Linked DNA regions of Homo sapiens: region 1 is linked to region 2. A link is an interaction called in ENCODE POLR2A ChIA-PET data of the cell type or tissue named here. Cell type or tissue: Caco-2. All regions are shown on one strand. Links, peaks and the distances in the headings refer to the core of each region. The heading gives the core; the rest is flanking DNA.

Evidence for each region. Peaks named below come from ENCODE experiments on the same cell type or tissue, not always from the same donor. Only the 100,000 strongest peaks of a DNase experiment are listed, where the experiment ranks them.
Region 1: POLR2A ChIA-PET joins it to region 2 with 13 read pairs; 3 of 35 experiments call an interaction of 5 or more read pairs at or near these places.

The regions. Positions count from the first base shown.
Region 1 is chr20:34,613,479-34,629,595 of GRCh38, forward strand. PIGU (phosphatidylinositol glycan anchor biosynthesis class U) reads right to left here. Exons shown (of 12, transcript NM_080476.5): 7 at 2,564-2,661. Among named protein-coding and RNA genes, the nearest start is that of PIGU, 56 kb to the right of the region's middle. In Caco-2, for the core only: no CTCF peak of the experiment used is centred there; DNase peaks (open chromatin) are centred at 8,066 and 8,433.
Region 2 is chr20:34,769,907-34,786,023 of GRCh38, forward strand. NCOA6 (nuclear receptor coactivator 6) reads right to left here. Exons shown (of 15, transcript NM_014071.5): 3 at 12,215-12,498; 4 at 6,387-6,542. The coding sequence starts at 12,449. Among named protein-coding and RNA genes, the nearest start is that of NCOA6, 48 kb to the right of the region's middle. In Caco-2, for the core only: no CTCF peak of the experiment used is centred there; no DNase peak of the experiment used is centred there.

The DNA.
Region 1 (16,117 bases), core at 3,750-11,749, 160 kb before region 2:
GATTGGCTTAAGAAACCATTTTTATCTTCTTTTATTTACTTATTCATTTTTTGCAGGTTGGACAAGCTCAGAAACCATTTTTAAATTTCTGGTCCATCCATGTGTATGAATATACTATATTATTTATTTGATACATAGTTGTATAAAAAGTCTGGCTATATATATTCTTAGTGCTTAGACTTTCTAAAGAATAAGCCATAAATAGGAAATAAAAAAGAAAATACAAGCAGCACATTGTTATGTGGAAAAATGCTTCAACTCAGCAAGAATACAGAAAGAAAATCAAAGCAAAATAACTTCACTGTATGGTGACACATCTACTGAACTGGCAATCATAAATCAAACTTGAAAAGTCAGTGCTGGCAGATGAGGAGGTAAGTGGTCCACTTCTCTTTAGATACTGATGGTGGCACTGCAAACTGGCTCAGGCTTTCTGGTGAACAATCTGGTATAATTGCCTAATAAGAACAATACGACTTTTCACCTTGGGTCCAGTGATTTAGCTAAAGCAACATACTTGAAGAAAATAATTTCAAGCTGGGCACAGTGGCTCACACCTGTAATCCCAGCACTTTGGGAGGCCAAGGCAGAAGGATCGCTTGAACCTAGGAGTTTGAGAGCAGCCTGAGCAACATGGCAAAGCCCTGTCTCTACAAAAAAATACAAAAATTAGCTGGGTGTGGTGGTGCATGCCTGCAGTCCCAGTTACTTGGGAGGGTGAGGTGAAAGGATTGCTTGTGCCCGGGAGGTTGAGGGTGCAGTGAACCGTGACTGCGGCACTGCACATCCCATCCTGGGCAACAGAGTGAGACACTGTCTCAAAAATAAGAAAAAGAAAAAGAAAACAAATAAAAACAAATTTCTGGCTGGGTGAAGTGGCTCATTCCTATAAACCTAGCACTTTGGGAGACCAAAGTGGGTGGGTGGATGGATTGCGTGAACCCAAGAATTCGAGACCAGTCTGGGCAACATGGCGAAACCCCATCTCTACAAAAAATTAGCCGGGTGTGGTGGCACACACCTGTAGTCCCAGTTACTCAGGAGACTAAGGTGAGACGATCGATTGAGCCTGGGAGATGGAGGCTGCAGTGAGCTGAGATTGTGCCACTGCACTCCAGCCTGGGTGACAGAGCAAGGACCTGCTCTCAAAAAAAAAAAAAAAAAATTTCTACGTTATTTATATTAGTGACAATATAAATGACATATCTCAAACATAAATAAAGACATATCTCAAATTCCCCAAATAAGAAAAAGATCAAGCAAACCATGAATCATTGTCTGCATCAACACAATATTATAAAATCACTTAAAATAACATGCATATGGCCTATTTCAATAAATGGAATACACACTCAGCTTTAGCAGTGCTTGTGATTAAGAAAGGCTCTGAAATCAGACATTTCTGGCACTGCCACCTGTACACTTTCAAGAAACATTTATCTTGTAAGAATGGATTTGGACCATGTGGGGCCTGCATGCAGTTACTTCCTCTTGAAGAAACATGTATGTACTATTCTCATTTGAGTAGAACAAGATGATTAGAGAGCACGCTCTGGCATCAGATGGCCATGGTTCATATCTTAGCAATGTCATTCGCTGGTCCTGTGACCTTAAGTGACTTAACCTCCCAACATTCTAGTTTCAATTCATTTGTCTAATATGGCTAACACTAGACTAATATTTGGCTAATAATATGACCTACTCCATAAAGTTCTTATGAGGTTAAAATGAGACGATGCCTACAGAGTGCTTAGCATGGTGCCTGACATGTAATCCATTCTCAGTAAATGTCAGCAATTTGCATTCTTCAATTAATGTTTATTGATCAGCCACTATGTTCCAAGCATTGTTTCAGATGCACATACTCCATTTAAGTCCTATAAGAATCTTACAAGGTGAGTGTTATTATAAAGAAAAGTTAAAGAAATGAGCTCAGAGGGGATCACTAGTTGAGAAAAGAAAACTGCAAGATAGTTGCGTTTGCAAATATGTAAAATAAAATGCACTTATACATTCCCAAGGATATGCATATAGTAGTGCCCCCCTTATCTGAGGTTTCACTTTTCATGGTTTCAGTTACCTGTTGTCAACTGTGGTCCTTAAATGGAAAATTCCAGAAACAAACAATTCATAAGTTTTAAATTGTACACCATTCTGAGTAGTGTGATGAAATCTCACGCCGTCCTGCTCTGTCCCACTCGAGACATGAATCACCCCTTTGTCTAGTGTATCCCTGCCTGTTAGTCACTTAGTAGTTGTCTCAGTTATTCGACAGAAAAAACATAGTATACGTAGGGTTCAGTACCAAATGCAGTTTCAGGCCTCCATTAGGGGCTTTAGAACATATCCCCTGCAGACATGGGGAGGTCTACTGTAGTTGGGACTTAATGATAATTAAGTCCACTTTGTTTAAAGTTAGTCAAGTTTCTATGTGTTTATATTTTCAACTGGGAGCAAGCTTCCCACTGCCTTTACTAACCCGTGCCCTTCCTTTCCCCCAGCAGGGACCAGGCCATGTATTAAATGTCACTTGGGTGCTGGCTTCTGACCAGCAAGTGCTTACCTGGAGGAGATAGAGGAGTCCTGGGACAAACAAGGTGAGTGGGTACAGAGACTGGTATGTCGCTAAGGCAAGAAAAATAGCACTGAGGAAAGCACTGCCTGTAAAAAGAAAGAAATGTATGGAATAATCCAGCCTCATCAATCATGATTAGACTCAGCAAGTCCCTCTCAACACAAAACTTTCCATAACTGCTCAAATAATCACCTGCCAAGTGCCTCCTGGTACACAAGGTGCTATGCAAATTCACACAGTAAGAGCTTCTTGGCTTGATTTCCAATGAAAGGAAACCAAGAAAGTCAAAACCATCTACCTTTGGCAACCTGAGACACTACAGGCATAATTCTTATAAAATTTTGAGACCCAGAACGATTTTACAAAATTTCAACCCGAAGATGTATAAAGGGATCAAGTCTATTAACATCCATGTCCTATCTAATGTACCAATTTATTAAGCCTACAATTATTGCTTATGATATCCAGAGCTGGAAACCCATCCCTTTGACTGTTGCAACATTATCACTCTTTACAACAGCCCTTCCTTACCTGCTGCATCAATTTAGGTCACGTTTTTTCTTTTCAAATGAAAGTATATTAATTTTGTTAGTAATGTCCTCACTTCCTATATAAAATGGACTACTATGGAATCATTAAACATGAGGCTATTAAGAATTTGCAATGACTTAGAAAGGTGTTTATAATATCCTATTAAATGAAGTTTATAAAAGAGACATATATTATCATTTATTTTATAAAAAAAAAATGCACAAACATTTTTTAAAAGACGAAAAGCCAGCAGGCAAAGTAACTCACGCCTATAATCCCAGCACTTCGAGAGGCCGAGTCAGGCAGATCAAGATCAGGAGTTCGAGACCAGCCTAGCCAACATGGTGAAACCTCGTCTCTACTAAAAATACAAACATTAGCCAGGCGTAGTGGTGGTGACCTGTAATCCCAGCTACTCAGGAGGCTGAGGCAGAAGAATTGCTTGAAACTGGGAGGCAGAGGTTGCAGTGAGCTGAGATTGTACCACAGCACTCCAGCCTGGGTGTCCAGGCAAAAGTTTGCAGTAGGGGGCGGAGCCCTCATGGAGAACCTCTGCTAGGGCAATGCGGAAGCGAAATGTGGGGTCGGAGCCCCCACACAGAGTCCCTACTGGGGCACCACCCAGTGGAGCTGAGAAGAGGGTCACTGTCCTCCAGATTCCAGAATGGTAGATCCACCGACAGCTTGCACCGTGGGCCTGGAAAAGCCACAGACACTCAACACCAGCCTGTGAAAGCAGCTGAGAGGGAGGCTATACCCTGCAAAGCCACAAGGGTGGAGCTGCCCAAGACCATGGGAACCCCCCTCTTACATCAGCATGACCCAGATGTGAGACATGGAGTCAAAGAAGATCATTTTGGAACTTTAAGATTTGTCTGCCCTGCTGGATTTCCAACTTGCATGAGGCCTGTAGCCCCTTTGGTTTGGCCAATTTCTCCTATTTGTAACGGATGTATTTACCCAATGCCTATACCCCCATTGTATCTAGGAAGTAACTAATTTGCTTTTGATTTTACAGGCTCACAGGCGGAAGGCACTTGCCTTGTCTCAGATGAGACTTTGGGCTGTGCACTTTTGGGTTAATGCTGAAATGAGTTAAGACTTTGGGGGACTGTTGGAAGGGCATGATTGGTTTTGAAATGTGAGGACATGAGATTTGGAGGGGCTGAGGCAGAATGATATGGTTTGGCTGTGTCCTCACCCAAATCTCAACTTGAATTGTATCTCCCAGAATTCCCATGTAATGTGGGAGGGACCCAGGGGAAGGTAATTGAATCATGGGAGTTGCTGGTCTTTCCCATGCTATTCTCGTAATAGTGAATGAGTCTCACAAGATCTAATGGTTTATCAGGGGTTTCCGCTTTTGCTTTTTCCTCATTCTCTCTTGCCACCACCATGTAAGAAATGCCTTTTGCCCTCCACCATGATTGTGAGACCTTCCCCAGCCATGTGGAACTATAAGTTCAATTAAACCTCTTTCTTTCGTAAATTGCCCAGTCTCGGACTACCAAAAAAAATAAAATAAATAAATAGAAGACTAAAACCTAAGGCCACAAAGTTTATAGTGGTTATCTCTGGGTAGTGGAATTATGAACAATTTTTCATTTTTGCTTCACTGCATTTTTTAAACTTTCTAAAATGAACATGCTTTGTTTTTGTCATTAGAAAAAAGCTAATTTCTTTGAAAAAATAGCTATTCCCTTTCAGATGGCTTAAGACAACAGGATACTCTAAAACTAAGGATAGAGAGCCCTAGTTTACAACAGGAGTTTCCAAGTGGCCCAGAAATCAGTAGGATGCAACTGATGGTCCAAGATATAAAGCCCAACAGGTGTCTTGTAATGATGTTTTTTAAAATGACAATACCCATGCTCACTCTCATTAGTGTGGGGTCAACTATTTACTGAAAATAACAGGCGGGGCATGGTGGTTCACAAATGTAATCCCAGCACTTTGAAAGGCAAAGGTGGGAGGACTGTTTGAACCCAGGAGTTACAGACTAGCTTGGGCAACATAGTAAAACCCCATCTCTACAAAAATAAAAATAAAAAAATAAGCTGGGTGTGGTGTTACACACCTGTGGTCCCAGCTACTTAGGAGGCTGAGGTGGGAGGATCACTTAAGCCCTAGAGGTTGAGGCTGCAGTGAGCTAAGACTGAACCACTGCACTCCAGCCTGGGTGACAGAGTAAGACCCTGTTTCAAATAAAAAAATAAAAATAACACATCCTCTCAATGGTGTTTCATAAAAGGAGGAACTAGTCACTCCAGTCCAAGGAGTTTTACCCCTCTGCTAATCCAGCTCTAGAGACAAACAGGAAGAGATTATTGATGAGATCTTTCACCACCAAAGTGGTCTGTATACTTGAAACATCTAAAAACTACCTTGGAGGACAGACGGTTATAAATGTGACAATGTCACAGACGAGAGAGTGGAGAGAAAAGAACTTTGTGTGCTTTATTCTTCAAACCAAGGAAACTCACCAGCTAGAACAACCCTAGTTGACAGAAAGTAGAAGGGAGGCAGAGAAAGAGAGAAGCTAGAAGTAATAGGACAGAATTCTATGGGAAGGGGGGCTGTCTCGCCATATTGACAGTGCCAGTCATGATGTCCTGTATCCAGGGTACTCATAAATATGACTGTGTAGGAACAGGATCACGCCCAGCTAAGCTGTGACACCAGCAGTGGCAAGCACACATCTGCTGAGCCACAGACTCTAAACTCAGAACCAGGTCACTCTGGGATAGGGCAGTGGCAGTAGTAGGAAAGGTGCTGTTCTGGAGCCCAACAGCTAGGGTGGGCTAGGGATTGATTCTTTGATTGGGTCAAAAATCTGAATGATTTTTTGGTGGGAAACTGGCCAAGAGAGGGAAAACACTGAAAATAACTTTTTAACTTAACCTGGTTCTCTACGGATTGAAAGCAGGCGAGAGAAGAGGCCCATGTGTCTGTTACTAGAGGATGGAGGCTAATGCTCCAACTCCATCCATTCCTATAGCATGGTGAAAACAAACACATGACTTTCTCCTGTCTCTCCCAGAGGAGACACAAGGAGTGAAATCAACACAGCCATCTCTTGCCCTAATTGCCTGAGGTTAATAATTGCTTGTCTGAAACTGACTGTTTATGAGGCCCAAGAGAGAAAAAGAGGCTCACAGCCTAGCCAAATGGACTTGTGAGTTTTAGAATACTTGCTCCTAGGATCAGGAAGAAGCAGTCTTCCTTCCATAGACTGAAGTAGTCTTTGGGAAGGAAAAATCTGTTCCTCCTGCTATTCTTTGTCAGTAACTGGCATCAACATCTAGCCAGATACCCTGGCAACCCTTCACCCTTCAGCTCCCATGTTCTTCCTTCCACCAGTCACCAAGCCCTGTGGATCCACCCCTGGAGCATTTATCCTTTCAGTTCTTGCTCTTGTCATCTCTCTCCAGCAGCTTTTCCCCCTCCTCCTTAGCGGTCTCCCAACCACCTCCCATCCAAGTCCATCTACAGAAGCACCAAAGGAACCTTCTAAAACAGTTTAGATTGTGGCTAGCCAGTCTTTAAAGACTTCTGATGGTTCCATTTCATCTATCAGGTTAAGTCTAAACTCCAACAGCAAACAAGACCCTTCACCACTGGGTCTCATTTCTCCAGTTTCACCTCTCACCACTCTTCCACACACGCCCTGTCCTCCAGCTACACTGGACTATTCCCAATTTCTGAAAACATCATGCTGTTTCATTCTTCTGTGTCTGTTCTTAGGCTATTCCTTCTGCCCAAGCCATCCTTCTCTGCCCGCTTTCTAGTAGAAAGCATTCGTTTGATAGCCAGGTGAAAGGTCACTTTGTCTATGAGCCCAAGCAAAGGTGGTAACAACCGTTGATTATAGTTGACATTTATGGATCACTTGCTAGGTGCCAGGCACTGTACTGTATCCTCTGCATCAAGAACAGTTCCTGACTTGGACAGGCGCGGTGGCTCATGCCTGTAATCCCAGCACTTTGGGAGGCTGAGGCGGGCGGATCACGAGGTCGGGAGATCGAGACCATCCTGACTAACACGGTGAAACCCTGTTTCTACTAAAAATACAAAAAATTAGCCGGGCATGGTGGTGGGAGCCTATAGTCCCAGCTACTCGGGAGGCTGAGGCAGGAGAATGGCGTGAACCCGGGAGGCAGAGCTTGCAGTGAGCCGAGATCGCGCCACTGCACGCGACACAGCAAGACTCCACCTAAAAAAAAACAAAAAAAAAACAAAAAAAAAAAAACAAAAAAAACAGTTCCTGACTCAAAAAGGTCCTCAGGAAACATCACAACAGCCCTGTGAAAGCTCTATTTCTGCTTCTTAGAACAGCTTTACTGAGATAAAAACCACACATTCTACCCATTTTACAGGTCAAGAAATCAAGACAGAAACAGAAAGCTTCAGTAATGTGACCAAAACCACATAGCTGACTCCGGTACCCACTCTTAATCCCTGTGTTAATAAGCCTAATACTGATGCTATCTTATAATAATCTGCATATGTTTCTCTCTCTCCCCATTTCTCTGTGAGTTTCTCAAGGGCAACACATTTATCTTAACTTTGGCTCTCCAGCACCTAGTACAGTTCCTGGCACATGTGATAAATGAACAAATGAAGAAATGAATGAATGAATATCATTCAGCAATACATATGAAATCCTTTTTAAAAATATGAGAATATTAAAGGAAACCAATGTTCTTGAGGAAGAAAAACTTATGAAGTGTAATACACAGAGTCATGAACACAGGCAAAGCACAAAATAAATCTAACTCAAATAAAGCAGAGCCTGAAGAATAGTGGTTGAGGGTTTGTTGTGGCAGAGGGCTGGCACAGAGAATGCTCTCTGTGGAGTAAACTATTGCATGGCTGAGGCCTGCAGTCTGGGGGCAGAAACACAGTGCTGCAACAGTCAGTAGGTTGGTGTGTGGGAAGTCTGAGTGTGGGATGCTGGGACAGGTGTGGACAGGGCGGACGCACAGCCGGAGCAAAAGTGAGGGTGAGTATGGAGGCAGGCAGGAGACTCAGAAAGGGCTATGTGTTTTGAAAAAAGCTTGAAGGGGTAAAAAGGAGTTAGGAAGGCAGAGGAGGAATGATATGTGCTTGGGGCAGAGTCAGAGAAGATCAAGGAAAGTGAGAAGTGACTTCAAATATTTTAAACAAACTGTGCAATAAGCAAACATTTCTGGAGTTTGCTCTATACGAAGAGTGTGATGGGTGCCAGGAAACCTGGTGACTCAGATAGTCTCTGTCCTCAGGGAGCTCCCAGTAAACAATTACAAAATACAGGAGGAAAGTACAAAGGAAGCAGACCTAGCCCATCAGGGGAAGCTGACACCTGAGTTTTGAACAATGAGTAGGTGAGGCTGGGCAGTCCAAGGCTGTGCACAGGTTGGAGGGCAAGAGAGAATGGTGTGCTGGGGTGGGGCTGTGTGTACTGTAATTAGCTCAATATAGCCAAAACAGGGCAAGAGCTGGGAGGAGTGACAGGAAAGAGAACACAAAAGGGGCTCCCGTGGATGCTGGTACCACTCTTCCTTAATCTGGGTGCTGGTTACTCAACGTTTCGTGAAAATTCACGTATCTGTACACTAATGAGTTATACATTTTTCCGTATATATGTCATACTTCAATAAAAAGTTACAATCCGGCTGGGCGTGGTGGCTCACCCCTGTAATCTCAGCACTTTGGGAGGCCGAGGAGGGTGGATCACAAGGTCAGGAGTTCGAGACCAGCCTGGCCAATATGGTGAAGCCCCATCTCTACTAAAAATACAAAAATTAGCCGGATGTGGTGGCGGGCGCATGTAGTCCCAGCTATTCGGGAGGCTGAGGCAGGAGAATCTCTTGAACCTGAGAGGTGGAGGTTGCAGTGAGCCGAGATCACGCCACTGCACTCCAGCCTGGGAGACACAGCAAGAGTCCGTCTCAAAAAAAACAAAAACAAAAAAAAAGTTACAATCCAAAAAGTCTCAGCAAGCAGGTAGGAGTCAGATCACGGAGGGCTAAGCTTGCACAGTCATCCAAAAACATCTACCTACAGGCCCAGACAGGATACCTGAAATCATGTCTGAAATGGCAGCCTCATGTGGGCAAGAGCTAGGGCATCACGCTGGCCTAACCAGAAGGAACTGTGCCAAGAGGACTAAGAGTTTTACCCCAAAATGATATAACCTACCATTTGCTAGGGCAGCCCAGATGCACAGGCACTAGGCTTTCTATATAAGCCTTGATATTTAGCCTTATCCTAGGGATATTAGAGTAAATCAGTCAAATGTGTATGTACATTGGCTGTAGTATCAGGAAATTTCATTATCTACTCAATCTAGCTTTGAATATGTTATGTTTTCTAACTCTCTATTTGTGTCAGGGTGGGGGCCAAAAGCCTCAGCAAGACCGGGGGTAATACTTTGCCTCCAGGGACTGCACCTCACAGCGATCTGGGCCTGGGTGGGTGGCACAGCTACAGGAGTGAGCAGGAATGTAATGAGGTGGGGCCATGGGGACTGGTTCAGGACAGGGACTTCAAGTGGAGTAATCAGAGAATAAAGAGATTGGGTCACAGGTGATGATCTATACCAAGACAGGCAGAAACGCACTGGAATGTAGTCAAAAGGGCTCAGGTCCCACAGGACTATCAGAAAAGGAAGTTGCACCAGGGTGTGGGGCAACAAGTGAGACTGCCCAGGAGGAGGAGGAGATCCTGGGGGCAGGGCCAATGTATTACATTCCTTGCCAAGTGTGTTCTTTTAACGGGGCAGCCTCTCTCAGAGCAATCCGTACATATCAGTGATAACGATGATAATTTATTGAGCACTTACTCTGTTCCAGCCATGACTGTAAGCACTTTACTTGCCTTAAGCCATTTAGTCTTCTCAATAATTCCATGAAGTGGGTACAATTACTGTCCCCATTTTACAGATAATGAAACTGAAAGACAGAGAAGTTATTTGTCTGGGGTCACGAAACTAGTGAATGAGAGCAATAGGATTTAAACCAAATGGTTTTACTTCAGACCCCATGTTCTGACTGCATCACTGGGCCACCCTCTTGATCTCAATCAAGCACCATAAAAATAACAATAGGCAGAGCAACTAGTTATTGAGTGGATTCTGCTAAGGAAGCACGCTAAGCATTTTATATTTCTTATTTATTCCTCCACTATCTCTAGGAGGTAGATATTCTGGGATCAAACTGAGGCTCTTGAGGCTGCATGATTTGCTCAAGGCTACAGAGCTGGTAATTAGAATAAGCAGGCTTTGAAGTTGGGTTGACCTGACAAAAACTGAGTCCTTGAGTCCTCTATGACTCCTTCCATTGGCAGGGCTTTGGCCTACAGGAACCTCAACTCGAAGTGATGGGATCACCAGGCCTCAGGATCATCACTCTTCCATTGTTCCTCTAAGGCTAGGCTCCAGGAAGAGAACCTCATTGAAACCTCCCAGGTCTCCCTATAAGGCCTATAAGGATGCTAACAATCATGAGGTCTCTTTTATTTTTTAATTTTTTTTACATGGTCTCACTCTGTTGCCTAGATTGGAGCTCAGTGACGCGGTCATAGTTCACTACACTCAAACTCCTGGGCTCGAGTGATCTGAGGGATCTTTTAAAAGGGAGGATACTATTAAAAATAGCAACCAATACCATCTGAGCAGTTATTACACGCCTCCATACCATTCATTCTTTATATTCACTCTATAAGGCAGACACTCTTTCATCCCCATGCTGCAGATAAGGAAACTGAGGCTTAGAATTGTTAAGTGACTTGCCCAAGGTGATAGAGCCAGGAGACAGTGGAGCTGGGATTAGCCACCAGATCTGTCTAACATGAGAGCAGCCTGGGCTCTTAATCATGCTTGAATACCTTCTGATAGCACTGATCCTTCTTTCTCCTTGGCAAGCAAGTCCTGTCACATGGCCTTTTTTGGTGGCATAAGGAAAGCTGGAAGAACCCTTAGGTGGCAAACTTCAAGAATATCTCGCTGTTGACAAACACCAATGGTGAAAAAGCAGGACCATCTATTAGCATCTGTTTGTCTGTTTTCCTTTTTAAAGCCTAATGAAGACTACTTCCCAAGGAAGGAGTTTTTAATTAGCTCACTGAAAGGCAGAGTACACTTTGCCCAAGCAACAGCCTTCAAAGCGAAACTTAAGCTGCTCCACTAAACTAATATCAACCTGCCCAAAGACCTGTGTTCCCCAGCCAACACTACAATAAGGACATCACAATACAATGGCCCGAGGCTTGTCCTGGCCTGCATCTCTCAGAGTGTCCCAGGCAACCCTGGGCTGCCACAAAGGAAGCCAGGGGAAAGCAAGCAGCAAGAGTCAAGGGGACAAAGCAAACAAGGTCACTCCCTTCTGTGGTGTATCTGCTCCATGGAAGTCTGGGGAGCATTGCTAAGTTTACTTCCACTGCCCCTATCGTCTTATCAATCAAGTTAATTTAATTTCGTTTTTAATTATGTACTCACTGAAGAAACTTTGGAAAAAAAACATATGAGGCCGGGCGTGGTGGCTCACGCATGTAATCCCAGCACTTTGGGAGGCCAAGGCGGGTGGATCACCTGAGGTCAGGAGTACAAGACCAGCCTGACCAACATGGAGAAACCCCGTCTCTACTAAAAATGCAAAATTCGGATGTGGTGGCGCATGCCTGTAATCCCAGCTATTCGGGAAACTGAGGCAGGAGAATCACCTGAACCCGGGAGGCAGAGGTTGTGGTGAGCCGAGATTGTGCCATTGCACTCCAGCCTGGGGAACAAGAGCAAAACTCCATCTCAAAAAAAAAAAAAACAAAAAAAAAAAAACTACATATCTATACGAAAAGGAAATAAAACTCACCCATGAACTTAATCTACAGGAACAAGTATTATCCTTTTGGGATCTATTTTCTAACTATTTTTGTTGCTTTAACATAGTTGAGATTCATTAAAATGCTGGGCACAGTGGCTCACACCTGTAAGCCCAGCACTTTGGAAGGCTGAGGCAGGTGGATTGCTTGAGGCTTAGAGTTCAAGACTAGCCTGGACAACAGAGCAAGATATGGTCTTTACAAAAAACCTTTAAAATTCCGAGATTGCACCACTGCACTCCAGCCTGGACAACAGAACAAGACTCTGTCTCAAAAAAAAAAAAAAAGAAAGAAAGAAGGAAAAAAAGAAAGAAAAAAACCCAACTAGGCATGGTGGTGCATGCCTGTCGTCTCAGCTACATGGGAGGATGGGGTGGGAGGATCACTTGAGCCTAGGAGTGTGAAGTTACAGTGAGCTATGACTGTGCCACTGCACTTCAGCCTGAGTGGCCTGGGTGACAGAGTAAGACCCTGTCTCCAAAAAACAAAATTAGATTAAAAAAAATACATATATATAATATATATATATATATACACACATACACAATTTTACATTGTTTAAAAAAACATTTATTTTCATGTAGTTTAAAATTATATTTAAATATCATGTGCATAATATTCTACTACATGGGTAAACCATATTTTACTTAACCACTCCTCTCTAAAGTATTTTCTAATTTTTCCAGTGATTATAAATAATTCTGCGATTAATAACTTTGTACCATAAAGCTTTCTGTCTTTATTTCTGCATTACTTTAGGATAGGTTCTCAAAAGTAGAATAAAAATCAAAACTACAAACATTTTATCCCCAGGTGGATAGTGTTAGAAAAATAAATGAATAAAATTTTTTAAAACTCCAAACTTTTTTTTTTTTTTTTGAGACGGAGCTCCGCTTTTGTTGCCCAGGCTGGAGTGCAATGGCGTGATCTCGGCTCACTGCAACCTCCACCTCCCGGGTTCAAGCGATTCTCCTGCCTCAGCCTCCCGAGTAGTTGGGATTACAGGTGCCCACCACCACGCCCTGCTAATTTTTGTATTTTTAGTAGAGACAGGGTCTCACCATGTTGGCCAGGCTAGTCATGAACTCCTGACCTCGGGTGATCCACCTGCCTCGGCATCCCAAAGTGCTGGGAATTACAGGCGTGAGCCACCGCGCCTGGCCAAAAAAACTCCAAACATTTTAAGACTGCCCATGGTTGTACAAATTTATCAGCCAACTTCCATGTGGGAGAATATCTATTTGATAGAACATTTGCCAGAACTGAGAATTAGCTTCTAAAATCTTTACCAATTTCAGAGGCAAAAAACAAAAAAAGCTTTCAAAAGTTTTTAAATTTCAATTTGCCTTTTCTTTATTAATTATCCATGAGTTGAATATTTTTCCATAATTTTCAGTGATTTATATTCCTTTTCTTGTGAATTTTCTCAAATATTTTCTTTTTTAGGATAAAAAGTAAATTATTCCTTAATTTTATTAAATAATTTTATTAATATTATGTGGTAAAATGTGAACTGTAGAAATATAACTTGCAGAAGTTATAACTGAACTAACTATATTATATATACTGTTAGCAGAGATTACTAAAATACTCAAAGAGCTGGAGTGGTTCAGAGACCTAGCTAAAATAGAACTCTTCAAATATTTTAACAGATTAGAAATGTTGTTTGTGAGGGTCTCTATTTATAGTAGCAAATAATGGAAAACAAATGTCCAACAAAAGAGAAGCGCTGGGATCTCATAACAAATACGCAAGAGGAACTGAAGTGGACATGCAGCAGAGTGATGAAAGACTTCCTTTCCAATTTATAGGTTTGAATTTCTTTTATTCTTACCAAATGCTTAAACTACTTGCAAAATTAAATTTAAATTTAAAGGAAATGACAAATATGTGACCAATGTCAGACATGATTCATATGAAATAAGTGATAAAAGTAAAACAAAATTATGTATATAACATTACGAAAATGTCTATGAATTCATTAAACAAAAGTCTGGAGTGATATAAAATTTTTTTTGCTCTGTGGAACAAAAAAAAAACCATGGCTGTGAAAGAGATACATATAACTTACTTACATGTTTTTCTTCCCCAAACAAAAACCTTTTCGTTGACTTACAGGTCATAAAATATTTTTTTTTAATGGCATACTTTTACATTTTTACGAGCGACTCCTAGGAAAACAAATAAACATGCACCTTCTGAGGGCATGTCTTCAGTTTCTCTATCTTTGCACTCGGCTATTTTAAAGATGACATTTCCAAAGGCCAGTACTTGGTCCCTTCTGCCAGGCTGCTGCGTATATTGTTTATTTTAATGGACACCAGACACCTTGATAAATGACAACCTATCTGAACCTGACACTCTGGAAACAGGGATTAAGGCAGGGAGAGTTCACAGACAGCAGAGTATTTACTGTTAAGAGTTATTTCTGACAAAATGACCACCACGATCTTCAGAACAAGACAATTCAGGCTATGCAATATCTAGCCATTTTAAGTAATCCAATAATAAATTAAACTAATAGGCCTACAGAAAGACCACTCATAAGCATTCCAAGAGAAACAATCTCTTATAAAGACCTAAGGCATCCTCGGGTGCCACCCCAGAAAAGGTAGGCAAACTGTAAGTAAAAGGTTCTATGTACAACTTTTTACTCTTTACTTCCTGAGTACACAAACTATTTAACAATAGTGTACAAATATAAGGACTCTTACACGCTTCTTATGGGAGTATAAATGTGGCAATACATTCCAGAAATCTGACTGGGTGTGGTGGTTCATGCCTGTAATATCAGCACTCAAGGAGGTAGAGGTGGGAGGACAGCTTGAGCCCAGGAGTTCAAGACCAGCCTGGGCAACACAGTGAGACCCCATTATCCACAAAAAGGAAAAAAAATCAATAAATTAATTCCAGAAATTGTTAAAAAGTGGCAAATATTTCTATTTCTAGGACATTATAAGAAAATAACTAAATATGAGTGCAAAAATTGCTGTACATTAGAAAGTTAATTGTAATATTTAAACAGCTAAAAACTGGAAAATCACCTAAATATTTAATGATACATACATTGGTTAAAGAATTTCTATATTCATAAAATGAATATGCAGCCATTAAAAATGATAGACTAGAACTGGGCGCAGTGGCTCACACCTGTAACCCCAGCACTTTGGGAGGCCAAGGCAGGCAGATCACTTGAGGTCAGGAGTTCAAGACCAGCCTGACCAACATGGTGAAATCTTGTCTCTGCTAAAAATGCAAAAATTAGCCGGGCATGGTGGTGCGTGCCTGTAGTCCCAGCTACTTGAGAAGTTGAGGCACAAGAATCACTTGAACCCAGGAGGCAGAGGTTGCAATGAACTGAGATCATGTCACTGCACTCCAACCTGGGCGACAGAGCGAGACTGTCTCAAAAAACAAGATAGATCAGACATTTATTGATATATGTTATATGTAGTAGGTTGTATTATTGGCCCCAATTTCCCCCCACCATGTCCAGGCCCTTTGCTGTATAACTTTGCCGTGCCTTCCTGTTGTGAACAGGATGGAAATCTCCACCCCTGGGCTCAGCCATGTGTAACTTTTTTTTTTTTTTTTGAGATGGACTCTCGCTCTGTCGCCCAGGCTGGATTGCAGTGGCACAGTCTCAGCTCACTGAAACCTCTGCCTCCCAGGTTCAAGCAATTCTCTGCCTCAGCCTCCCAAGTAGCTAGGATTACGGGTGCCTGTCACCACGCCCAGCTAATTTTTGTATTTTTAGTAGAAATGAGGTTTCACCATCTTGGCTAGGCTAGTCTTGAACTTCTGACCTCATGACCTCATGATCCACCCACCTAAGCCTCCCAAAGTGCTGGGATTACAGGCGTGAGCCACCATGCCGGGCCATATGTTACATTTTGATCAATGGGATATTAGCACATGTGATGCAACCAGGAACTTAAAAAGTGCATGCCTGACTAGGCTTGCTCACTATTGTGCTTCTGCCATTGCTATGAAAAGAAAATACCTAAGTCTGTCCCCTGGCCCAAGAGGATGACAACCATGTGGAGCAGAGCCCAACCTAGATTAGCCAACTCCAGCCAGCCACTGACGTGAAAATGAAGCCCATGTAACCAGCCAACTGACAAGCCATGTCCAACCTAGATCAGCTGACTCCTT
Region 2 (16,117 bases), core at 2,952-10,951:
CTGCTGAGCTGAAAGGCTGCACTCACCCAAGTCCTTCTAAACTGTAGGGTTCTGATTCACAGGGTCTGATGGTAAAACAGAAAGTTAATGAGGTATGGCAGTTTCCTCTGTTCTGTCACTGATCTAGGTCAGCCTTCCTTTTTTTTTTTTTTGAGATGGAGTCTCGCTCTGTCGCCAGGCTGAAGCGCAGTGGTGCAATCTCGGCTCACTGCCATCTCCACCTCCCAGGTTCAAGCGATTCTCCTGCCTCAGCCTCCCGAGTAGCTGGGATTACAGGCACGTGCCAATACAAGCAGCTAATTTTTGTATTTTTAGTAGAGACGGGGTTTCACCATGTTTACCAGGATGGTCTCGATCTTTTGACCTTGTGATCCGCCCAAAGTGCTGGGATTACAGGCGTGAGCCACCATGCCTGGCTAGGTCAGCTTTCTATGTCTATTTTAACCAGGGAGGTTCACTGGTCACAGGGAACAAACAGCCTACCAAAAAGGAAGCAATCACTGGGAGCTACCAGATGCTATAGCTTGCCTCTAGAAGTCAGGCGTAAAAAGAGAAACAGAATACAGGTCATGAGGGTTTCCATTAAAGGAAGGGAACTATTAATATACAAAATTTGTTAAGACATTCTAAGTAGAAAGAATATTGTTCTGGAAAAGGACATCAGTTCGTATCATTCCTTAAAAACAGTTCCATTGCTTCCCACTAGTTTAGAAATAAAGGCCAAACTTCTTTTTTTTTTTTTGAATCGGAGTGTCTCACTGTTGCCTGGGCTGCAGTGCAATGGCGCGATCTCGGATCACTGTAACGTCTGCCTCCGGGTTCAAGCGATTCTCCTACCTCAGCCTCCCGAGTAGCTGGGATTACAGGTGCTTGCCACCACGCCCGGCTAATTTTTGTATTTTTAGTAGAAACGGGGTTTCACCATGTTGGCCAGACTGGTCTCGAATTCCTGACCTCAGACAATCCGCCTGTCTTGGCCTCCCAAAGTGCTGGGATTACAGGCATGAGCCACCGTGCCAGGCCAGGCCAAACTTCTTAGCCTATACAAGGCCTTAAATTATCTACCTAGCCAAGTGTTGTTCAACAGAAATATAATATGAGCCACATATGCAATTTAAAATTTTCTAGAAGCCACAGTAAGAAACAGATGAAATTATCATTTATTTTACTTAATACATTCAATGTATTATTTCAACATGTAATTAATGTAAAAATTATTATTATTTTTTGAAACAGGGTCTCACTCTGTTGCTCAGGCTGGAGTGCAGTGGTGAGATCACAGTTCACTGCAGCATTGACCTAACTGGGCTTAAGTGATCCTTCCCACATCAGCTTCCCAAGTAGGTGGGACTACAGGAGTATGCCAACATGCCTGGCTAATTTTTTTATTTTAAATTTTAAATTTTTTGTAGAGACAGGGTATCACTATATTGCTCAGGCTGGTCTCAAACTCCTGTGCTCAAGCAATCCTCCTGGCCTCAGCCTTCCAAAGTGCTGGGATTACAGGTGTGAGCCACTCAGCCCAGCCAATGTAAGAATTATTGAGATATTTTACATTCCTTTGGGGAATACCAAATCTTCAAAATGTAATATGTATTTTATACTTACAGCGCACGTCAGTTTTAACTAGCCACATTTTCAGTGCCTAAAAGCAACATACAGTCTGTGGCTACCAATATTGGACTGCCCATATTTAGCCCTGTCTACCTCTTTAAACTCATCTCATGCTATTTTTCTCCTTCAATAGCAAGGATTCAGCCCCAGTGTTTCCTTTTAGTTTCTTAGGCACACAAGGCTGCTTCTCACCCCAAGGCCTTTGCTCATGCGGTTTCCTCTGCCTAGAACAGTTCTCTGCACTCTTCGCATAGCTAGCTTCTCAATTTTCATGTAATCTTAAGTGTCACATGCCCAAAAAGGCCTCTACCAACCATCTTATCCAAGGTTAGGTAACTTTTATCAGAACATCTTGTTATTTCTGCAGAGCACATTCCATGTAATCATTCACTCACTCGTTTTCTTGCTTGCCTCCCCCATCACTATACAGGGTTAATTACAAGTCTGTCCTTGTTCCTTCACATCTGTTGTTCCAGCATAATTAATAGCATTCTCTTTCACTTTCAGAAATGTCCTAATTTAGGCTAGGCATGGTGACTCACATTTGTTAATCCCAGCACTTTGGGAGGCCAAGGTGGGAGGATTGCTTCAGACCAGGAGTTCAAGACTAGCGACATGGTGAGACCCCGTCTCTATAAAAAATTAGTCAGGTCCGTGGTGGCACGCACCTGTGGTCCTAGCTACTCAGGAGGCTGAGATGGGAGGATTGCTTAAGCCCAGGAGGCCGGGGCTACAGTGAGTTGTGTTTGTACCACTGCCCTCCAACCTAGGCAACACAGTGAGACTTTGTCTCAAAAAAAAAAAAAAAGTGTCCTAATTTAGATGATAAATTATATGACTATCTATAATACATCATTTATACATAAAATAGTGCCTGGTACGTGGCAGATGCTCATTAGCTATTTATTAAATATAATGGTCATCTTATAACCTTATAAAGAATTATAAGCATTTTTCTATATGACAAATTACTTCCTGGAAAACCTCACATTTATCAAATCTCATACTGACAATAACAGGGTTAGGGCAAACTGAAAACCTGTGAGACTTTGTAACCAGAGCTCTAATAAAAACAATAACTGGTGGAGGCAAAATGCCAGAAAAAAATGCAGCAGAAATGCCTGGTTAAAGGTGCTGAGATAATGCACATGTAGTGGAGTTCTGAGCCAGCGGGGCTGCCATTATGGTGGGCACAGGAAGAAATGCAACCTGTCATGAACTGAGAGCCACACAAGGCTGGGGGATGCACGTCAGGAAGGCATACGAATATACACTCTCATTCTTAATTTTAATAGAGCTGAAAAGACTCCCACACATGCAACAGCTGAGTGAAAAGCTTTTTCTTGTTGATAATTATAATTCTATTTCTACTATTCCAGCTCCTCTTACCTAAGAAAAAAAATCACATATTAATAAACAGAATTTCCACACTATACTGCTATCATTCCCCTATTTACCAACTGCATATATGCTAATTTGTGTCAAAGAGAACACTACCGGCTCCCAAACTTGCCAATTAGGGGTCCACAAACTACGTCCTGTGGGCCAAATGCAGCCCACTGCATGTTTATTTAAATAAAGTGTTACTGAAATCCTGCCATGTTTACTTGTTTACATATCGCCTATGGCTGTTTTTGCCCTACAAGATGGAACTGAGTACTTGTTGAGTTGAGATCTTATGGCCTGCAAAGCCAAAAATATTTATTCTTGGCCCTTTACAGAAAAAGTTAGCAGACTACTCTTTAGATCACCATGAATTTACAGAGGGGGCACAAAATGTCCTCAAAAAAGATGTTTCCCCAATTCCCTGGCCAAAACTTAAAAAAGGAAGGGTACAGGAAGTATTTGTCAATGGAGAACGGACTGTTGGGAGAACCTGTCCCTCAAGCCTTGCAGCAGACACGATAGTGGCAACATTGCTTCATTCCTTCTTTTTTGTTGTTGTTGTTTTGAGACAAAATTTTGCTCTTGTCGCCCAGGCTGGAGTGCAGTGGCGTGATCTCGGCTCACCGCAACCTCCACCCAGGAAAATTTTGCTCGACACCCAGGCTGGAGTGCAGTGGCATGATCTCGGCTCACCGCAACCTCCACCTCCTGGGTTCAAGCAATTCTCCTGCCTTAGCCTCCCGAGTAGCTGGGACTATAGGCACGCCCCACCATGCTCGGCTAATTTTTATATTTTTAGTAGAGACGGGGTTTCACCATGTTGGCCAGGCTGGTCTCAAACTCCTCCCCTCAAGTGATCCACCCACCTTGGCCTCCCAAAGTGTTGGGATTACAGGTGTGACCCACCGTGGCTGGCCAACATTCTTCTTACAACTTACAAAATCAACAGCCCAGTTCCACAAAAGCAATAGCTGCTGCCATCACTTTCACTCCTGCTGAATTCCCAGGAGCATGGGAACAGAGATCATCTGGGACACACATGTAGCCTAAAAGTTAAAGAACTCTTTCTGTATTGTGATAATCATTGTCATATGTGAATTTCATAATTTCTTAAAATATGTTATCTATTTGCTTCCTTGCTAGTACTCATGTTTAAATTTATGGCTATAATGTTAAGGGAGAACCAGCATTATATTGTTTTAGGAAGTAGGTCTGCTTAAGAAATAAAACTGGTACTTCTTTCTCCAGTGAAAAACACTATCAATTAAGGTTTTGAAGCCTTTAAATAGGTAACAGAGACCAAAAAACATGTGGGGTTTTAAAGAAACCACTTATGTATTCCTTAAAGTATAAACAGCCCACATATTGTTATTTTATCCAATAGTTGTTCGACTTCCACTTTTCCTAATAGTTCATCCTACAGATTGCTGTGAATTAATTGTACTTTTCTGGATCCTTTTAGATAGTTCCACATTTTTCAAATTAAAGTGGTATTGCTTAAGCCACTATTCTCTCATTTATCAAATGGTGAAAATTATCCCATTTCTCAATCTACATATAACCCTTTCTAAATAATTTGTTTGTTGGTATTGCCCCTTTGAGGGCACAGCAACCTACAATGCTAGACTGCATAAAATGTGTCTCACTCCTATAAACAAAATGACCTCGACTGCTCAGGTTTCATGGAGCAATTAGGTTCTACGTAAGCACAGGGCCAGGAGGACCTGGACTAAAGTGGAAGGGAAAGCTGGAATTGCTGGTTGTCACCTGGCTGTATCAACACAGGAGGGGAAGAGAGGGTTCTAGTTCACTGAGCTTCCAAAGAGCTCCCCCACACATGGTAGGTACTTACATCTCTCACAGGTTTGTCTTCCTTACTAAAGTCATAAGCTCTTCCGAGTTTATAACAATAAGGACAATATTTATCATTGTATTCCAAATGCTAAAGCTTATAGTCTATGGGGATAAAACAATAATCAAATAATTGCTCTATGAAAGTGTGAGATAAATGATCTGAGGGAGAGAAACAAACTTTTGTGAGAGCACATAGCAAAGGACTCTGACTTGCCAAAGGAGTTCAGAAAATACATCCTCAAGATTTAAGCTGATACTTGAAGGCTGAGCAGGCATGAACTAGGGGAAGGGGGTTGGTAGGGAATAGTATTTCATTTAGAGAAGACATCAATGCAAAGGACCTGTGGCAGGAGGAAGAGAAAGCTGAGAAGCTGGAACACAGGGGGCAAGGGAGGAAAGTTACACAAGATAAGGCTGGATGAGGAAGGTAGAGGTGAGACCATGCAAAGCCTGAGGTCATGGTAAGGAGTTTGGTCTTCATTCTTTGAATAATACCAAGAGATAGCAGGATTTTAATCTAGGGGTGTAGGGTTATAGGGGTGTAGGTGTGTGTGTGTGTGTGTGTGTGTCTGTGCGTGCGTGCACGTGCTCATCAAATTCTCATTTTGAAAAAGATCATTCTGGTAAAAATACTGAAAATGAACACTGCGGGCCGGCGTGATGGCCTGTAATCCCAGCACTTTGGGAGGCCGAGAGGGTGGATCACCTGAGGTCAGAAGTTTGAGACCAGCCTGGCCAAGACGGTGAAACCCCATCTCTACTAAAAATACAAAAATTAGCTGGGCATGGTAGTACATGCCTGTAATACCAGCTACTCAGGAGGCTGAGGCAGGAGAATCACTTGAACCTGGGAGGTGGAGGTTGCAGTGAGCTGAGATCATGCCACTACACTCCATCCTGGGACTCTGTCTCAAAAAAAAAAAAAAAAAAAAGAAAAAAAAAAGAAAAGAAAATGAATGCTGCTACAAAAGGAAAGGACTGTTGAAGGCTTCATAATCTGTTAGACGAATAAAGAAAATACTAAAGTTTATTTGGTGGAAGGAAGGAAGCAAATTAAATTATATGTTAAGCTGGGTACAGTGGTATAGGTGTAGTCCCAGCTACTCAGGAGGCTGAGATGGGAGGATCATCTGAGGCCAAGAGTTTGAGTCCAGCCTGGGCAACACAGAAAGACACTGTCTCTAAAAATAACAACAATAACAAAGAAAACCACACAACTAAATAAATAAATAAGACAAATCAATTCCTGGTCAGGATGCCAATAAAATCAAAGTCTGAAAGACTGATGGTCAAAATTAGCCAAAGGAATGGAGTCCAAGGCTACAGATGCTAAAGACCATCAGGACCCAGCAATAACCTCAGTCAGTCCCTCTTCATCCTAAGGTGCTGCAAAGCAAAGTACAAGTTACATGAGTTGCTTGGCATTCTGAAACACAAGAGCAGAGGAACAGACAAAGCAGCACAGAAAATCATGCTATATTCTACTGTTGTAATGATTCTGGTCTAGATGGGCACATGGCAAAGTAAAAGACCTTCAATCTGAACGGAGAGAATCCCTAAATCCCGAAGCTGCTGGTTGTTGCTCTGAGCAAGGATCCGTAGCCGCTCCGCTGCTTCCCGGGGGATGTTGAATGTCACACGCACGCTGTTCCAGGGCTCCACCTTCTGTACTTTTAGCTTGCTGGACTCTTGATTGTGAAAGAAAAAGAATTATATTAATAATCTTTTAGCCACCAGAGGAGATGGAATTAAAAAACAAACCAAAAGAGCAAAAGAATAAGGTGGAGCACCAGCTTGGAATAGCTAACAGAGCATATGCTTTGGAGCTACAGACTCAAATCTAATCCTAGCTTTGCCACTTAGCACCTGGGTGACCATGAACGAGCTATTTAACCTTTCTGAAACTTATCTTTTTCTTTTCTAAAACTATGAAAAAACTACTTCATATGATTTTTGGGTACAAATTAGATAATATATGCAAAAAATCTAGCATAGTACCTGGCACACCACAGGCAATGAACGGAAAGCCGTAAGATGGAGAAAGGACCATAAGAAAGAAGAGAGAGGTTAAGTTTAAATTAATAGAATAGGCTCATGCCTATAATCCCAGCACTTCGGGAGGCCGAGGCAGGTGGATCACGAGGTCAGGAGTTCAAGAATAGCCCAGCCAACATAATGAAACCCCGTCTCTACTAAAAATATAAAAATTTGCTGGGCATGGTGGCATGCACCTGTAGTCCCAGCTACTCGGGAGGCTGAGGCAGGAGAATTGCTTGAACCCGGGAGGCAGAGGTTGTGGTGAGCCAAGACTGCGCCACTGCACTCCAGCCTGGGCAACAAAGTGAGACTCCGTCTCAAAAAAAAAAAAAAAAAAAAAAGGTAAAGGACAGTTCTCCAGAAAAGATACACAAATGGCCAATAAGCACATGAAAAAATGCTTGACATAACTAATCATTAGAGAAATGCAAATCATAATGATAAGATACCACCTCACCACCATTACCATGGCTACTATCAAAACCACAGAAAATAAACAATGGTGAAGATACGGAGAAATAGAACCTGCGGGGCACGGTGGCTCACACCTATAATCCCAATAATCCCAGCACTTTGGGAGGCTGAGGCTGGTGGATCACTTGAGGACAGGAGTTCGAGATCAGCCTGGCCAACATGGCAAAACCCCGTCTCTACTAAAAATACAAAAATTAGCCAGGCATGGTGGTGCACACCTGTAGTCCCAGCTACTCAGGAGGCTGAGGCCAGAGAATCGCTTGAACCCAGGAGGCGGAGGTTGCTGTGAGCCCAGAATGCACTACTGCACTCCAGCCTGGGTGACAGAACAAGACTCCGTCTCAAAAAAAAAAAAGAAACTGGAACCCTTGCGCACTGTCAGTGGGAATGTAAAAGGATACAAGCTGCTGCGGAAAACGACAGTTTCTCAAAAAAAATTAAAAATAGAATTACCACATGATGCAGCAATTCTACCTCGGAGTACACACTCAAATGAACTGAAAGCAGAGTCTCAAAGAGATATTTGTACACCATATTCATAGCAGCATTACCCACAATAGCTAAGATATGGAAGCAACCCAATGTCTACTGACAGATGAATGAATCAGTAAAATATGGTATATACATACAATGGAATATTATTATATTATTATTTGAGACGGAATCTTGCTCTGTCACCAGGCTGGAGTGCAATGGCATGATCTTGGCTCACTGCAACCTCCGCCTCCCAGGTTCGAGCAATTCTCCTGCCTCAGCATCCTGAGCTGGGACTACAGGTGCATGCCACCACGCCCAGCTAATTTTTGTATTTTTAGTAGACACAGGGTTTCACCATGTTGGCCAGGATGGTCTTGATCTCCTGACCTCATGATCGCCCGCCTCGGCCTCCCGAAGTGCTGGGATTACAGGCGTGAGCCACTGCGCCCAGCCACAATGGAATATTATTAAGCCTTAAAAAGGAAGGATATCCTGCCACATGAATGGGCTTTGAGCATCTTACGCTAAGCGAAATAAGCCAGTCACAAAAAGGCAAAATTCCACTTATATCAAGGAAGTAGAGTAGTCCAAAATCATAGAAACAGATAGTAGAATGGTGGTTTCCAGGGACTAGCAGCAAGGAGGAAATGGTGAGTTGTTATTCAATGGTTAGAGACGTTCAATTTTTTTTTTTTTTTGAGACGGAGTCTCAATCTGTCGCCAGGCTGGAGTGCAGTGGCGCAATCTTGGCTCGCTGCAACCTCTGCCTCCCGGCTTCAAGCAATTCTCCTGCCTCAGCCTCCCGAGTAGCTGGGACTATAGACACCTGCCACCATGCCCGGCTAATTTTTGTATTTTTAGTAGAGACGGGGTTTCACCATGTTGGCCAGGATGGTCTTGATCTCTTGACCTTGTGATCCACCTGCCTCGGCCTCCCAAAGTGCTGGGATTGCAGGCATGAGCCACCACACCCAGCCAGAGATGTTTAATTTTACAAGATGAAAAGAGTTACATCCTGGCTAACACGGTGAAACCCCATCTCTACTAAAAAATACAAAAAATTAGCCTGGTGTGGTGGCGGGCGCCTGTAGTCCCAGCTACTTGGGAGGCTGAAGCAGGAGAATGGCGTGAACCCGGGAGACGGAGCTTGCAGAGAGCCGAGATCGCACCACTGCACTCCAGCCTGGGTGACAGAGCAAGACTCCGTTTCAAAAAAAAAAAAAAAAAAAAAAAAAAGACAAGACAAGACTTAGGGCGACACATGGTGGTGATTGTTGCACAACATTATGAGTACATTTAATTTCCACTAAACTGTATACTTAATAATGGTTAACATGGTAAATTTTATGTTACATGTATTATACAATAAAAAATACTTTTTAAAAAAGTTAAGTAATTGAGGAGGTATTATTAATTGTAGTTACATTTTACAGATTGGAAAGCAAATCCCAGGCACAGTTAGCTGATAAAAAAGTTATTTGGCTGCGTGCAGTGGCGCATGTCCGTAATCCCAGCACTTTGGGAGGCCGAGGCGGGCAGATCACTTGAGCTCAGGAGTTTGAGATCACCCTGGGCAACATAGTGAGACCTCATCTCTACAAAAAATAAACAGAAAATTAGCTGGGTGCAGTGGCGTGCGCCTGTAGTCCCAGCTACTTGGGAAGCTGAGGTGGGAGAATTGCTTGAGCCTGGGAGATCAAGGCTGCAGTGAGCTGAGATCATGCCACTGCATTCCAGCCTGGGTGATGGGGTGAGACACTGCCTCAAAAAATAAATAAAAAATAAAAAAAGTTATTCAACAACCTCAGGCAAAACAATTTTCTCTTTTGTTATTAACTCAGCTAAACTTAAACTTCTGTATCCTTCATTCAGTTATACATTCTAATATTAAGATAATGGTCATTCAACACCTGTGAAAAGAAGGAAAAAAGAGATAATGGTCATAGAGGAATATGCTTTCTCAAAATGAGAAATATCTAAGGATAGAGGAAAGTGCCTACATGTTGCCTAAAGCCCCTTCCAGCTCTTAAACCATTGTACATTGAATGTTAACTTTTCCAGACATGGAGTTCACTTGTTCTAATGTGGAAAAAAAAACAGGGAAAACTTGCTAAAAGGAATGAGATAACACAATCATAGGAATTTAGAAAAGATTAGACAATATTTAGTCCAAGACCATTTTACAGGAGAGGAAACCAAGGCCCAGAAAGGCTAAGTGATTTGCTCAGAAGCCTGTGGCTAACCAGTAGCATCAGAGATGACATTAAAACCCAGCTCTGATTCTCAGGGCAATTTCCTTTCCATTACATGTAGGCCTCCAAACAGCAAAAGGCAGGAAGTTTGGGGATCCTGGTTCCACCAATCATAGACACTGCAGGACTTCTTCCCACTCTGAAGTATGTTGGAATCTTGTACATATTCTACACAAACATCAAATTTGCTTATGGTATTAACACTTGTAATATGCTTGCAGAAAAATCCATATTCATAACAGTTATATCTTATCAAAATCTTTTTAAACTTCCATATTTGAGAGATTTGACTTAAAATATTTTTTGGACCAAGAATATAATCTGATAGCACCATAAATCTAGAGTTGGTTATTTTTTATTTATTTTTATTTTTTTGAGACAGAGTCTCGCTCTGTCACTCAGGCTGGAGTGCAGTGGCATGATCTCGGCTCACTGCAACCTCTACCTCCCAGGTTCAAGCAATGCCTCAGCCACCCGAGTAGCTGGGATTACAGGCACCTGCCAGCACGCCTGACTAATTTTTGTATTTTTAGTAGACAAGGTTTCACCATGTTGGCCGGGCTTGTCTCAAACTCCTGGCCTCAAGTGATCCGCCCACCTCGACCTCCCAAAGTGCTGGGATTACAGGCATGAGCCACTGCGCCCACCTTTATTTATTATTTATTTTTTTTAGACAGGGTCTCACTCTGTCACACAGGCTGGAGTGCAGGGGCACTATTAGAGCTCACTGCAGCTTTGACCTCCCTGGGCTCAAGTGATCCTCCCACCTCAGCCTCTCGAGTAGCTGGGACTACAGGTGCATGCCAACATACCCAACTAATTTTTGTATTTTCTGTAGAGATGAGGTCTCTCTATATTGTCCAGGTTGGTCTTGAACTCCTGGGTTCAAGTGATCCACCCAACTCAATCTCCCAAAGTGCTGGGATTACAGGCATGAACTACTGTGCCTGGCCTAGGTTTGGTAATTTATTTGAAAGCCATAAATAAATTGAATTAGCAATATGTAAACAACAGAAAAATGTGGTAATTAATGAAGAGCAATGAACAATTTCAGGCCCAGCAAGACCTTTATAATATATAACTATGATTATGGTTACAATGATGTTGATAACTACATGAAAAATTCTTAATTGTATGCTAAATAACGCATAACTATGGAGAACCTTGTACAACACAGTGAAAAGCAGTTGAAAAAACAACAGCTTCCGTCCAGATAACAAATCTCAAAAGATAAAACCCCCAAGCCTTAAAAGAAAGCTAATTAGCTCTTGATCAATTTAGGATTTGTGATAAAAGGAATAAATCTAGGCTTTTCACTATGTCCGAAGGGATTAGATAATTGTGCTAACTAGAATAGAGAACATCTAAATCAAGGTTCAAAACCACAAATGCCCGTAAGATATGGACAGGTAATCTAAATGTGTGAAGAAGCCAGATGGGAACTGTGGTGAAGTGGGGCTGCTCTCAGAAGCAGCTGCTACTTCGTACCATCTGGGAGAGAGGGAGAACTCAATGTTATCAGATCTTCCTATTTTTAAAGACAAATGTAAAAATCCGGATTTTCATGCAATATAACTCAATTTTTAAAGCACTGGCAATGAAACTCAAACACTGAAAACAAACTAAATCTCAAACACTAACGTGGGCCAAATAACAAATGCCTGCAGACTGGATCCAGCAAGCTGTTAGCTAGTGACTTCTGACATAAAAGTTAAAGGAATAAATTTAAAGTATATTATAAGCAGATTCATGGAATAATAAGTTTTCTAAGCTTTAAGGGTCCTTAAAGATTCAGTTTAACCTTTTCAATTTACAGGTAAGGAAAATGAAAACCAGAGAGTTAAAAACAAATAAATTTGGGTCTTGAGAATTACTTTTATCCACTAGAGAAGATTATTCAACAATTACCATAATAAGCAACACTTTATGTTCAGTTCTTCTATGTACTTAAAAAGAAAGAAAACATGTATATTTTTAAAATCCTAAAATTCCACCTCTGTGCTTAAATTCAGCCTTTTGACCCAATTTAACAAGCTTGTTTTGTAAAACTCAAGATAACCATGGAAGGGCAAACATTTCAAAAACAGTAACAGGAAGAAAAAATAATTAAAGCAAATTACCCATGTGTAACAAATTGGGCACGTTTTTCAATATTGCATCTAATTTCCATTTGAAGTCTTTATCATCTATATTTCCTTTGAAGGCCACAAAAATTGTGGAATCCTCCAAAATACTATCACTTTTTGTGTCATCATCTTCTAGTCCAGAGTCAAAATCCATCTCTGAGTCTTCCATTGTTGATGAACACAAGGAAGTATAGATGTCTTCTAAGTTTGGAAGGTCATCCAAAACCATGGTGAATATTATTCCAGAAGCATATGCCAAGAGGACAATAAGAAAACTTCTGAAAAGAGAAGATGCAAAAGAGCATTACAATGCATAGTTATGCATTCAACAATGTATAATTCATAGTTCTATGAAAATTATAATTTATTTAATAAGAAAATACTATAAAAATTAAGAAATTACAGAGAAGATAAGCTATTTTAATTATGACATTCTAAAACAATTAGTTCTTACAGTTACCAAAAATAAAAATACACTAGTCTTAAATTTAACATTCTTTTTATTATGTTATATGCTACTTTTTTATAAGCTAGAATGTCAGGAGAAGGGAAGAAAGGATCACAAGAAAATAAAACAAGTACATACTTTTTGAGAATTATAGGCCTTTGGTTGACCCCACAGAGCAAGGGGCTCCCCAAGACTCCCCCTACTTCTGTCTTGACAAAAGCTTAAAAGGAGCCAAGGTTTCTAAAGCCTTCTTCTTTCTCCAAACTACAAAGCACAACCAGACCTGACTAATAGCAACTGGATGATTACCTAAAATTCTGAAGTCTTTCATGAACCATTTTAAACAACTATTAAAGGGTTATTAACAGTGGAATGGCTGAAAATAATGATTCTGAAATAAACACTTAAAAATTCTTATATGAAAGGGCTGGGCGCAGTGGCTCACACCTGTAATCCCAGCACTTTGGGAGGTCAAGGTGGGCAGATCACTTGAGGTCAGGAGTTTGAGACCAGCCTGGCCAACATAATGAAACCCTGCCACTACTAAAACACAAAAATAAGCTGGACATGGTGGTGTATGCCTGTAATCCCAGCTACTAGGGAGGCTGAGGCAGGAGAATTGCTTGAATCCAGGAGGGTGGAGGTTGAAGGGAGCCGAGGTTGCGTCACTGCACTCCAGCCTGGGCAACAGAGCAAGACTCCGTCTCAAAAAAAAAAGGGGGTTGATATGGACAGGTAATCTTTATGGAGGTAAAGAACTGTGTTCCGGACAGAATTAAATTGCTTCCTAAATTTTAGATATAAAGAAGTTACATTTTCTGCTATCTTCAGGTATGCTGCTTACCAAAGAGTACATGTATTAAAGATCACACAGTGTGGCCATTTCCTCTGTTAGTTTGGGGATTGAAGATCACATACTTAACCCAAAAGTAAATGAATGAACATTAATTTTCAGCATTTGCGGTAAGCAAAAATGGCATGGAAACCTAAGAACCTCCCACAAATGTTCTAATAAAATAATTCCTTATAATTTTAACTATAATACAACATTGATTGATTGATTGATTGAGACAGAGTCTCACTTTTTTGCCCAGGCTGCACTGCGGTGGCACAATTCGGCTCACTGCAACCTCCACCTCCCAGGTTCAAGCAATTCTCCTGCCTCAGCCTCCCGAGTAGCTGGGACTACAGGCAAGCACCATCATGCCTGGCTAATCTTTTGTAGTTTTAGTAGAGATGGGGTTTTGCCATGTTGCCCAGGCTGGTCTTGAACTTCTGAGCTCAAGCAAGCCATTCACCTTGGCCTCCCAAAGTGCTAGAATTACAGGCGTGAGCCACCTTTTATTTATTTATGGCACTTATTTATTTATGGCACATGTCCAGCCTTTATTTATGGCACTTATTTATATTATTAAAGTATTACGAATTATTACTTTATACTTATAACTATAATTACAAGTTTCTTAAAAAAAAGATGGATAAGAAAATTAATCCCCTAAAAAGCAACTATATTAGGTTGGTAGGATCATTGATAAATTTTATTTTCCTATTTTCCAAATATGCTGCAAATCATTAGGAAATACAAAACTGCTGTAATATGGTTATATTCCTTGCATAAATGAAAAAAAGTAACTCAAACACCGTTTAACTTTTTTTTTTTTAATTTATTTTTTTGAGACACGGTCTTTCTCTGTTGCTGGAATGTAGTGGCAAAAACATGGCTCACTGCAGCCTCAACCTCCTGGGCTCAAGTGATCCTCTCGCCTCAGCTTCCCAAGCAGCTGGGGTTACAGGCGTGTACCACCGTGCCCAGCTAATTTTTAAAATTTTTTGCAGAGATTGGATCTTGCCATATTGCCCAGGCTGGTCTCAAACTCTTAGGCTCAGGTGATCCTCCCACCTTGGCCTCCCAAAGTGCTGGGATTACAGGCATGAGCTACCATGTCCAACCAATTTTTCTTTTTTAAATAGTGAGGCTGGTGGATGGCTTGAGGGCAGCGATTTAAGACCAGCCTGGGCAACACTGTGAGACCTTGTCTCTACAAAAAATAAAAAAATTAACTGGGTGTGGTGGTGCATGCCTATAGCCCCAGCTACTCAGGAGGCTGAGGCGGGAGGATCCCTCAAACCCAGGAGTTCGAGGCAGCAGTGAGCTACGATAGTGCCACTGCATTCCAGTATGGGTGATAGCAACATTTTTGTCTCTAAAAATAAAAATAAAATAGGCTGGGCGCGGTGGCTCATGTCTGTAATCCCAGCACTTTAGGCGGCTGAGGTGGGCAGATCACCTGAGGTCAGGATTTCGAGACCAGCCTGGTCAACATGGTGAAACCCCGTCTTTACTGAAAATAGAAAAATTAGCTGGGCATGGTAGCAGGCGCCTATAATCCCAGCTACTTGGGAGGCTGAGGCAGGAGAATCACTTGAACCCTGGAGGCGGAGGCTGCAGTGAGCTGAGATCGCACCACTGCACTCCAGCCTAGGGGACAAGAGCAAGACTTCATCTCAAAAATAAATAAATAAAATAAAATAAAAAAATTACTACTGACTAAACTTCAACAGCAAAGGCTTTCCAAAAACCAACCTAAGCAATCCTTGGGGGAAAAATTCTTCTGTTATAAGTAAATATGGCAAAAATACTTCCAAATTTGAGCAGAGCACCTTGTGTTCTGGCAATTATATCCTTTTCTAGTGCTATGACTGTTACAATGAAACTGATTTGGGTGGTTAAGAAACAACAGCAGGGTCAGTGGCTCATACCTGTATTCCTAGCACTTTGGGAGGCAGAGGCAGGAGTGCTGTTTGAGCCCAGGAGTTCCAGACCAGGCTAGGTAACAGCGAGACCATGTCTCAATTTTTTTAAAAATTAAAAAAAAAAAAAAAAAGATACAACAGCAGTCAGAAAATCTCAAATTAATACCACTGCCCTTATTTGATTGCCATCTGCATTTTACAGATTTTTAATAAACTTTAGAGGTAATTAAACAAAACTAATGAAGATTTTTAGGGCTTAAAAGTTGCTGCTTAGCAGGAAAAATGATGACTGCCTAAAAAACTATGACTATTTAGCAGCTATTCCAAAGTTGGAACAACTGCAAGAAAACATCTTAAAATCTAAGAAACATTTTCCAAAAGAATCTTTAACCAGAAAGGAGACTAACTAAAAAGCCTGGACTTTGATAGTCTCCCTAAACAGGTCGTTGGTCATGACATGAGGACTATGTATCTAGATCTGGAAAATCTTCTACTGGCAGATACAGGAATTGTCAGTTTAACAATACTATGGGCATTACACAGTACTTAAAAAAAAAAAAAAAAACAGAGAGAAATTGAAAGTCAGTCTATGAAAAATTGCTGGCTTTCCCTCCAGAAAAAATAATTTTTAAAGAAACTTCTTTGGTTGGTAGGCTATTTATTACTGCCTCAATTTCAGAACTTGTTAATTGGTA